Regions from separate parts of the Homo sapiens genome. Here region 2 is linked to region 1. Evidence: read pairs that join two places in POLR2A ChIA-PET (ENCODE). Cell type or tissue: Panc1. All regions are shown on one strand. Each heading gives the region's core, and the rest is flanking DNA. Links, peaks and the distances in the headings are about the cores only.

What was found. Peaks named below come from ENCODE experiments on the same cell type or tissue, not always from the same donor. Only the 100,000 strongest peaks of a DNase experiment are listed, where the experiment ranks them.
Region 2: POLR2A ChIA-PET joins it to region 1 with 10 read pairs; 2 of 35 experiments call an interaction of 5 or more read pairs at or near these places.

Annotation. Positions count from the first base shown.
Region 1 is chr22:47,316,767-47,322,145 of GRCh38, reverse strand. No RefSeq gene overlaps it. Among named protein-coding and RNA genes, the nearest start is that of LINC01644, 170 kb to the left of the region's middle. In Panc1, for the core only: no CTCF peak of the experiment used is centred there; no DNase peak of the experiment used is centred there.
Region 2 is chr22:47,393,483-47,398,861 of GRCh38, reverse strand. No RefSeq gene overlaps it. Among named protein-coding and RNA genes, the nearest start is that of LINC01644, 91 kb to the left of the region's middle. In Panc1, for the core only: no CTCF peak of the experiment used is centred there; a DNase peak (open chromatin) is centred at 3,071.

The DNA of each region.
Region 1 (5,379 bases), core at 190-5,189:
AAAAGGTCAACTCGCATAGGACCTTTTGACCCATAATGGGGATTTTGGATGTTATTCTAGGCATAAGTTGAAATTGTTGGAGCATCTTGAACAGAGGTGTGGCATATTAATTTTGGCTGCTGGATGGGAATGGACTGTACAGGGGAAGAGATAAAGATAGGAGGCCAACTAAAAGGCATCTGTACCAGGCCAGCAGAAAGTAACGCTGTCTCGACTTGGTGGCTATTTTGAAGGTTGAACCACCCAGCACTCGCTACTGGAAAAGAGATAAGGTATGAGAGAAAGAGAAATTGAGGACTATGTTTTGGACTTAACAAGGATGATTTGGGAAGAAGTGGGTCAATAAGGAAGTGAGATTAAGAGTTCAGTGTCCAGGCCAGGCACGGTGGCTCACGCCTGTAATCCCAGCACTTTGGGAGGCTGAGGTGAGCAGATCATGAGGTCAGGAGATAGAGACCATCCCAGGTAACAGGGTGAAACCCTGTCTCTAATAAAAATATAAAAAAAATTAGCCAGGCGTGATGGTGCATGCCCGTAGACCCAGATACTCAGGAGGCCAAGGCAGGAGAATCGCTTGAATCCGGGAGGTGGAGGTTGCAGTGAGCCGAGATCACACCACTGCACCCCAGACTGGTGAAAGAGTGAGACTCCGTCTCAAAAAAAAAAAAGAGTTCAGTGTCCAAAAGTTTAGGTTTGAGATGACTATTAGACATTCAAGAGATTTGCAAAGAGAAGATGAATGTACAAGTCTGAACGTCAAAGGGGAGGTCAGGACAGGGAATACGGATGCCATATGTACATCCAATTATTTAAAGCCATGATACTAGAGGTGACCTAGAGTGTGAACACAGGTAAATAAGAGAGGGGTAAAGAGCTTGTCCTGAAGCGCTCCAACATTCCAAGGGCGGGAATACGACAAAAGGAAATCCCTAGGCCCCTTGTGGGAGCCTAGAAGAAAATATAAGAAATCATTCTCTGGAGGAAGACATCATTATCCCTTACCCCCAAGTTATTTCTAGAAATGTGTTGGTTCACATACAATGACCAGAAAACTAACAAAGACAACCAGGCACATAAATACAAGATATCATGAGTAAAAGCCACTGGAACCAACGGTTTATAGCAACAACCATATATCACATCCAGGTATTAGAATTACCAGCCACAGATTGTAAAACAGCTGTGCTTTCTACATTCAACATAAAAGCTAAGCATGAGAAGTTCAGCAAAGAACTTGAAAACAAAACAAAACAAAAACTGTAACAGATTTTAAAAGAAAATCCATATGGAACTTTTCCAATTTAGAAACAAACAAAAATTAAGTATTTGATGACTCGGTGGAAAGGCTTCTTTACAAACAAATAGACATCAATGAAGAAAAAATTAGTGAAAAGGAAGACAGGTTAATAGAAATCACCCAAAAGAAATTATGGGGAGAAAAACACAAGGACTATGCCAGGAAGAAGGTAAAAGACAGATGATACAAGGGGGTAGCTCTAACTTGCATCTAATTAGAGTGCCAGAAGGAGAGGAAAGGCAGCTCAGAGTAGAGGCAATATTGAAGAAAATAAAACTGAGAACTTTTTAGAACTGATGAGCATCACCATACAAATTCTAGAAACCAACCAATTGCAAGCAGAACATAAAAAACAAATGCACCTAGGTATTTCGTGTTGAAAACTGTAGAATTTTTATTTATTTATTTATTTGAGAAGGAGTCTCACTCTGTTGCCCAGGCTGGAATGCAGTGGCAGGATCTTGGCTCATTGCAACCTCCACCTCCCAGGTTCAAGCGATTCTCCTGCCTCAGCCTCCCAAGTAGCTAGGATTACAGATGTGCACCACCACGCCTGGCTGATTTTTGTATATTTAGTAGAGACGGGGTTTCACCGTGTTGGCTGGGCTGGTCTGAAACTCCTGACTTCAGCTGATCGGCCTGCCTTGGCCTCCCAAAGTGCTGGGATTACAGGCATGAATGACTGTGCCCAGCCCAGAAAACTGTAGAATTTTTTTTAAAAAATAAAATTTTAACAATAGAGAAATAAAAAGATAGATTCCCTTTGAAAGAGCAATCTCAGACTTCAAGCTGACCTCTCCAGAGATGAGAAAGCCCAAAGAAACAGACAGGACGTCCACATGCCAAAGGCCAACTGCCATCCAAGAAATTCACACGCAGCCAGCACGTCCTGCAAGAACAGGGTGAGAGAAAGAAAGTCTCAAACAAAAGCAGGGAGATTTCATCAACAGCAAATTCTCAAAGAGGCTCATCAGACAGGAGAAAATGACCCCAGATGCAAAGCGTTATGAAGATCATTAGCAGCAAATAGAGGAAAGAGGCTCAATACACAATGACTGTGCAAAGTAATAATGTAAGGCCTGGTGAGTTTAAAAATATATCAGAATAAATATCAATGTAGAATTTGAAATACATTGCAATAAATATCGATGTAAAATATCAACGTAGAATTTAAAATATGTTGGAATAAATATTGATGTAAAACATATCAGAATAAATATCAATGTAAAATGCAATATCTGGTGAGTTTTTAAACATATCAGAATAAATATCAATGTATAATCTATAACCAGCAACTCTGGAATATATGCTAGCAGAGGTAAAGTGTTCCAGAATTCTTGCATTTTCCCAGAAAGTGGGTAAAAGTATTGATTAACATTGAAGTTTGATGTGTCAATGATGTATATTATAATTTCTAAGGTAACCACTAGAATAAAAGAGTGCATATTTTTGAACTAAAAGAAGAAAAAGTGGAATGACTTTAAAAACTCAGTTACTGCAAAGGAAAGCAAGAAAATGAGAAAAGGAACCCAGAACAGGGGCTACAATTAGATATCACATAGTAAAGCAGAAAAATATATTTTGAATACATCAGTAATCACAATAAATGTTAATGGTCTTAATCCTTCAATGAAAAGCCAATTTTTAAAACCAAGAGTTTTAAAAATCTATGTGCTATTTCTGTGAGTCCTATCTAAAAGTAAGAAAAAAGAAAGGTTTAAAGGAAAGAATGGTAAAGGATACTGACATCAACACCAATCAAAAGGAAGCTGCTGTATGAAAATCACTATCTGAGCAGTAAGTTCCAAGGTAAAAAGACTACTAGAGATAGTGACTGCTTATATTGATAAAAGTTTTAATTCACCAGGAATATATAATAATTCCTAAGTTTGCACCTAAAAACATGACCTCGATAGAAACAAAGCAAAAATTAACATATGTACAAAAATGGCAAATCCTTCAACATTATAATTGATACCTAAAGGAGGGTGGGCTGGTGAGGACGTGAGGACAACACGATGTGCAAAGTCAATGCAGCGCAGACGAACACACGATGAAGAGGGTCACAGGCGGAAAGTGAGTGATATGGAAGCATTAGGTTGATGAGTGTCTGGTGACAGTAATCCAGAAAAGAGGAGAGGGGGTGAAGGAGGGAGGGGAGAGCAGACGAACACATGATGAAGAGAGTCACAGGCGGAAAGTGACTGATACGGAAGCATTAGGTTGATAAGCTTGCAAGCCTTGATCAGTAAGTGTCTGGCGAGAGTAATCCAGAAAAGAGGAGAGGGGGTGAAGGAGGGAGGGAGATGGGGTAAGAGAGAGACTGAGAGAGAAACCAACGTCAGGAACAAAAAGGGTGATGACACTATAGAGCTTGCAGTCAGACTCTGCCTTTGGAATAAGAATTTGAGAAAATTTGAATAAAAATGACTAATTTCCAGGAAATTAAACAGCTTATCAAAACTGCCAGGAGAAGAAAATCAAAATTTTCCTGTAAGTGATAAAATTATTGAGTCATTCATACAAACCCTTCCCACAAAGAAAACTTTAGGCAGAGATTTTTCAGCGGAAGTTCTACCAAACTTTTAATGAAGAAAGAATTCCAAACTTACACAATATTTTTCAGACAAAAGAGGAAAAAAGAAATATTTCCCAATTGATTGTATAAGACTAGTATTATTCTGATGCCAAAACCTGACAAGGATAGTATTGAAAAAAAGAAACTAGAAGGCAAACCTCAACTATAAACACGGATGCCAAAATCCTAAATGAAGTACCGGCAAACCGAGTTAAGATTCATAAAAGAAATTTATCTCAAGAGTGAAAATGTATTTTATTGTTAGAAAATCAATCAATATAATTTGCCATATTAACAGATAAAGGAGGAAACTCATATGATCATTTCAATACATACAGACACTCTGACTTAAATTTTTAAATATTCATTCATGATTTTTTAAAAGAATTAAATCAATTTATAAATAGAAGAAAAGGACCTTAACCTGATGAAGTATCTTTTTAAATGACACATAAAGTATCATTCTTAATGGTGACCTCTTTCAATCTTTGCTTAGAAATAGAGCAAGGCTACCTGTTATCATAATTCCATTTGACATTTCACGGTAGGACCAGCTGGTGCATTAAGTCAAGGAATAGAAATAACATGTGAGAACTGGCAAAAAATAAATAAGTAAATAAATGGAATTGTCATTATATGCCGAGGATATAATACATAGGCAATACAAAGGATTTTACACATATATAATTTGAATGAATATAAAAGTTTTCTAATATGGCAGAATATATAAATCAATATTAAAAACCAGCCTTTGCCAGGTGCAGTGGCTCACACCTTAATCCCAGCACACTGGGAGGCTGAGGCAAGTGGATCACCTGAGGTCAGGAGTTCGAGACCAGCCTGGCCAACATGGTGAAATCCAGTCTCTACTAAAAATATAAAAATTAGCCAGGCATGGTGGCATAAGCACCTGTAATCCCAACTACTAGGGAGGCTGAGGCAGGAGAATCGCTTGAACTCTGGAGGTGGAGGTTGCAGTGAGCCGAGATCACACCATTCCACTCCAGCCTGGGTGACAAGAACGAAACTCTGTCTCAAAAAAAAGGAAAAAAAAAAACCCCAGCTTTTTATCAATATTAAAAACAAGAAATAAAAGAAATAAATGCAAATTTTTACAGAGTATGTGTATTATATACACATTTTTCAGCTTCGGGTAGTGCTAGACTCACTCAGATCAGACCAACCATCTTGTTGATAACAACTATAAACTCTGCGCAAAATGTAAAGAGCAACTTTTTTAAGTCTCAGGAAGGCAAAGAGAAGTAGCCAGGAACTAAATAGGCATCCCGCGTGTGGAAGATGGACTCGTGCTGGGTAAGCCCAACATGTACCCAGCCTTTTCCAAGGTTTGACACATGGGAAACGGATCTCATGCAGAGAACAGCAATCTTAGTGAGCAGGACTTAGACGTCAGAGTTCGGGCCACCAGGGCCTCTGGAAATTGAGGGTGAAAATATCAGAAAGGAAAAAACTAACATGGAATTGGTCTCCCAGAAGGAGAAAA
Region 2 (5,379 bases), core at 104-5,103, 77 kb before region 1:
AAGCGTATGCTGTCGGTTTTTATTGTTGTCACAAATGGATGCAGGCGGTGGCTTAGGGTGGCACAGATTCATGAGCTCTGAGCTCTGTGGCTTAGATACTTGGCAAAGCTCAACTGGGCTTTCTGCTTAGGGTCTCACAAGGCTGAGATCACGGCGCCAGCTGGGGAAAGCTCTTATCCGAGGCTTAAGGAAAGGATTTGCTCCCAATGTCGTTTAGGTTGTTGGTCAAATCAAGTTCCTTGTGGCTGTAGTGGGAAGTCTCGTTTGGCCACTCAGAGTTGTTAGAGGCCACCCGCTTTCCTTCTCACGTGGTCCCTGCCACCTCCGAGCCAGAGGTGAGTGCTGAGTCTTTCTCAGGCTTTCAACACCTCTCTGCCTTCGGCCTCAGCCAGAGGATTATTCGGGTCAGGATCACCCAAATAATCCCTCTGTCTTAAAGGCACCATGGATGTTGTTGTAAGGGAGAGATGACACTATTTTCACAGGTTCTGGGGATTTGAGCAAGACATCTTTGGGGATGTGTTTTAGAAATTCTGACCTCGTCTGGGCGCGATGGCTCATGCCTGTAATCCCAGCACTTTGGGAGGCCAAGGCAGGCGGATCACGAGGTCAGGAGGTCGAGACCAGCTTGGTCAACGTGGTGAAACCCTGTCTCTACTAAAAAAAAAAAAAAAAAATACAGAAATGGTGGCACATGCCTGTAGTCCCAGCTACTTGGGAGGCTGAGGCAGAAGAATCGCTTGAATCCGGGAGGCGGAGGTTATGGTGAGCCGAGATTGTGCCACTGCACTCCAGCCTGGGCAACAGAGCGAGACACTGTCTTAAAGAAATTCCGACCTCCATGCACCGGGGATGTTTGCATGCTTTCAGTGCACAGGCTCCAGTGCCTCCACGGGTCAGGCCCTGTGCTGTGCACCACCAGTGCCAGGAGGCAGGGGACATTACCCTGAGCCCTGCCCCGAGGCCCACCGTCCAGTGGCATCCAAGAGGCTCCCGACAGCAAATGGGTGCTTCACCTTAGAGCAGCTGAGGCCCAGCCAGGGGAGGAAATCATTAGCCTGGGCCTGGAAGGCAGCCCTGGGGCTAGGCCTCGAGGGTGTTTGTCTGCACTGCACTGGAGCTAGAGTGGGCACACTTGGATGCCACGTGGGTGTGTGCAGCCAGCAGAGGGTGGGAGTTGAGGCTGGGAGCCCGCAGAGGCCAGAGTGTGAAGGCCTGGTGGCCAGGTGAGGGAGAGCAGGGGACCACAAGGAGGCTCAAGCATTCCCTGCTTGACACATAGCTGTGCAAAAGTGCGTCTGCACCGGAGGTTCCTACAGGCATCCTCCTACTTCACAGCTAGGATCTGGAGGCCCTGAAACCCCAGCCCCCTTCCAAACCTCACTGGCAGAATGGGCTCTGGCTTCCCAGATCTGAGGACTCCCTCTCTGTTTTTGTAGAACTTTGGTCTCCAAAGATGTCCACGTCCTAATCACAGAACCTGTGGCCTCACATGGCTAAACAGACTTTGGATGTGGTTCACTTACAGATCTAGAGATGGGGAGACCCTCAGATGAAGGGGGGTGCCCAGTGTCATCAAAGGGGCCTTATAAGAGGGTCAGAGGGAGCTCAGGCTTTAGAAGAGAAGAAGGCCACTTGACATTGGAAGCGGGGAGAAACATGGAGACGCACGTGGTGGGCTTTGAGATGGGGATGGGGCTGGGAGCCAAAGAGTGTGAGAGCGCGGGTGCCTCTGGGAGCTGAAGGCAGGAGACGGGTGCTCCCTGGGAGCCTCCAGAAGGAGCCAGGGCTGCAAGCACCATGACTTCAGCCTGGTGAGACCAATTCTGGCTTCTGACCTCCAAAATCAGGAAGAGAATAAATGAGACTCACTAAAGCCACTAGGCTTATCCTTTGTGACAGCGGCCACAGGAAGCTCACATAGACCCCATTGCTTGGGGCAGCGGGGTGGAGCGGAGCCATCCTGGTGGATTTGGGATCCTAATTCTTGCTCTGCCCATAGGAGAATGGCCTGATGCTGAGACAGACAATTCTGCGGAGGAGCGGACGGGAAGGGTGTGTGGGCTGCGGGGTCACCCGGGGAGTCTGCACGAGGTGGTGGGAGATGCTCAGCCTCCCAGTGTGTGATCAGGAAGCCAGGAGGGTGGAAATGGGGACAGTCACAGAGGAGGCACGGGCCAGAGGTGGGCTGGGGCAGGGAGAGTGAGGCTCTCGGAGCCACTGACCGGGCTGGAGAAAGGCCAGGCTGTACATGTGTGCATGCGTGTATGGGCACGGCCCTGGAAGCTGAGTGTGAGGCATGTACTTGAGGGTTTGTCTATTCACCTAGCAAGTGTGTGTTTTGCCCAGGCCCTGGGCTGGAGCTGGGCTCAGAGATGAGCCCTGGGACACCCTCGCTTCCAATGGTTCAGGGTCCCTGGGGTGAGGTCGACTAACAGGGAGACCCTTGGGATCATGAGTCCTATGCTGTGGAAACTGAAGGTCAAGGGCGTCAGAATCTGTCTACACCTCTGCGCGCATACCCGTCCTCCTGCAAGCACACGCTTGAGTGCACGAGCGCGACTGCAGGCTCTGGCTGGACATGCACAGGTGCAAGCTGAGTGTCGGGGGCCTTGGTGAAGGGCCTCCCACTGGTCTACCAGCCCCTCCTGCGATGAAGAACTGCTTTCATCTTACTGGAGGACTTTACATCAGCTAGAACCCCATTATAGAGATGGGGAAACTGAGGCTCAGAGAGGTGACACAGCTTTGGCTGTGGTGGTTCGTCTCTCGGGGCTGGAGTCGGGAGCTGGAACCCAGGTCTGTCTGATGGCATGTCCAGGCGCCACAGTCCTCTCCTACCATCCAGGAAACATTCCCAGAAATGCCGTTTAGAGACAAGCTGCACAAATGAATGCTCCATTTTTTGGGGTCAGATTTTCCAATAACCAACCACGTAAACAGACTAATGCATTAAACAAAAATCAATGTACTTCTGCCCCGCAAAGAATGCTTAATGCCCTGCCATAACTCGCGCTATTTGTTTGGGCCAGGAGAGAGATGGCTGTATTTCCCCCATAAGTCTTGATAGCACAATTCCATTGTTTACTTTGTGACACAATGGGCCGTCATTAATCACCAGGGGAGAGGGATGGGAGTCTCTGGCTGGCTTGAAAAGCGGGCTGGGAACTCACTTGGGGCCTGGGCAGGGTGACGTTCCTGCAGCTGCATCTTGCTTTGTGGAGAGTTTGAGGACTTGGGGGATTTCCTGTGTCTGTTGCCTTTCTACCCCAGGCTTGGCGGTTTTCCAGGTCTCTCCAGCCCATGAGGAGTGTTCTGCAAACTTCCGACGGTCAGCTCAGAGCTACCCAGTGGCTAACTCTAACCTTTGCCATGCTTGTCCTAGAAAACTAGAGACCATCAATTTGCAGTCGTCTCAAGTGTGGTGGAGACATTACTGCTAATTGGCAATAAGAAATGGTAAATGGAGCACAGTTTCATATTAATGAGCCATTTATCAATACTAAACGGGCCAGCTGCCTCCTTCGATCCCTTGATTGGCGTTGGCTTTGTTTACAGCTCAGATGTTTTCCAGCATATCGAGCGGTCCTCTGCTCTCAGCCATCCTCGCCGTGGCCCTGGGCTCCCTTCCCCTCTCCCTTGTTTCTGTTTTAAATCTCTGGCAATGACACAGGCTGTACATTGAGCATCTACTGCCTGTTAGGAGCAGTGTTAGCACTTTCAACTCCTAATCATGTTTAGGCCTCACAAAGCCTGTGTTCTGGGTTAGAGAGGTCAAAGGACTTGCTCAAGGTCAAAGAACCTGGCAAGGCAGGAACCAGGCCCTGTCCCCAGCTGCTTTTCTGCAGAGCCCCCAGCACTCAAGACATTGGGAAGGGCTGATGTTCTTGCAATGGCTTCTGGGAAGGCCCAGCCCAGCCAGTTTCTAGCTGGGGATGACTTCAAGCATCCCAGTGGCCCTGGGACGTTTGAGATGCTATATCAGCTCCCCACAACTGCCATAATAACTTACCACAAATTGGGTGGCTTTCAACAGCTGAGATTCATTCTCCACCAGTTCTTGAGGCTGGAAGTCCTAACTTAAGGTATCATCAGAAGCTCACGCTCTCTGCAGGCTCTAGGGGGGATTTCTTCCTGCCTCTCCCATCTCCTCGCCTCTCCCTGCATTCCTTGGCTTGTGGCTTGGCTGCATCTCTACTCCTGTGGTCACCTGGCCGCCTCCTCGGAGCCTGTCTTCTCCTCCTCTGTCTGTTATGAGGACACTTACCATTGGCTTTAGGCCCACCTGGAGAATACAGAATGATCTCATCTCAAGATCCTTAACTTCATTACATCTGCAAAGGCCCATTTTCCAAATAAGGTTACATCCACAGGTTCTGGGGCACGGACATAGCTTTTTTGGGGTCACCATCCAACCTGCTCCAGGTGGGGAAGGCAGGTTGACGCCCTGTGTCCTTCCCTGCTGGAGAGTTGAGTCCAGGTGTCATGGCAGCAGGTGGTCCTTTCGGTGAGGCTTTCAGGAGGCCCATGACCTGATCTATATCCATTCAATTGCCATCTATTCAAGCAATGAACATTTATGAGGAGCTTTCTAGGACTTCCACAACCACAGCTGGCAGTGTCTGTCCCCCCCATGCCCGAGGGAGGGAGAGAGGATGAAGCCGGCAATTACAGATGTGGCTCTTTGCTGCCCCAATGCCAGGGGCTCCACCATGGGCAGCTTCCCAGCCTGATTTGCTTGACCCTTACATGAAATGAAGCCCCTTGCTTCTCCCCAGTCTCAACAGAGGAAGGATGCCAGGGACAGCCTGGAGAGAGTGTGGCTGTGTGGCAGCATGTTGGGGTCTAGAGAAACAAACACGGGTCTTAGAGAAGCTGCCCAGCTGGGCTTTCAGGACCAGATAGAGCTGCACACCCAGCCTGGCCTCTTGGTGACTGTCATTGACCTGTCGAGGCTTTGTGATTTGGATGTGATTTCCACATCTATTAAGTGAGAATCATGGCCTCTACTTGCTCCTGCCAGAGCCTGGTGGAGAGGCATGAGTTGGAGAACTGTGCCTAGGGGGAGCCTAGAACATATATGGCAGGTGCCTGAGAGGTGCCACCTGTCTCCTTGGACAGAGGAGGGGTGGGGGTTAGGGGCAATTCCATCCTTGGAGGGGCTGCTCTGACCTTGGGAAGGGGTATGGATTGACAGCGGATTGGTGGATGGAAGATGCCACAGGTCCCTGACACGTCTCCCGTGGAGAGGGGCTCATTCCTCCTGGTGCGTGAGTCTGGGCTGGCCTCGGCCACTCTGTGCAGTGGGGATGGCAGATGAGATTCTGAGCAGGTCCTGCACCTCGTCTGTGAGTGGACTGGTGGCTCGGCCTTGGTCTC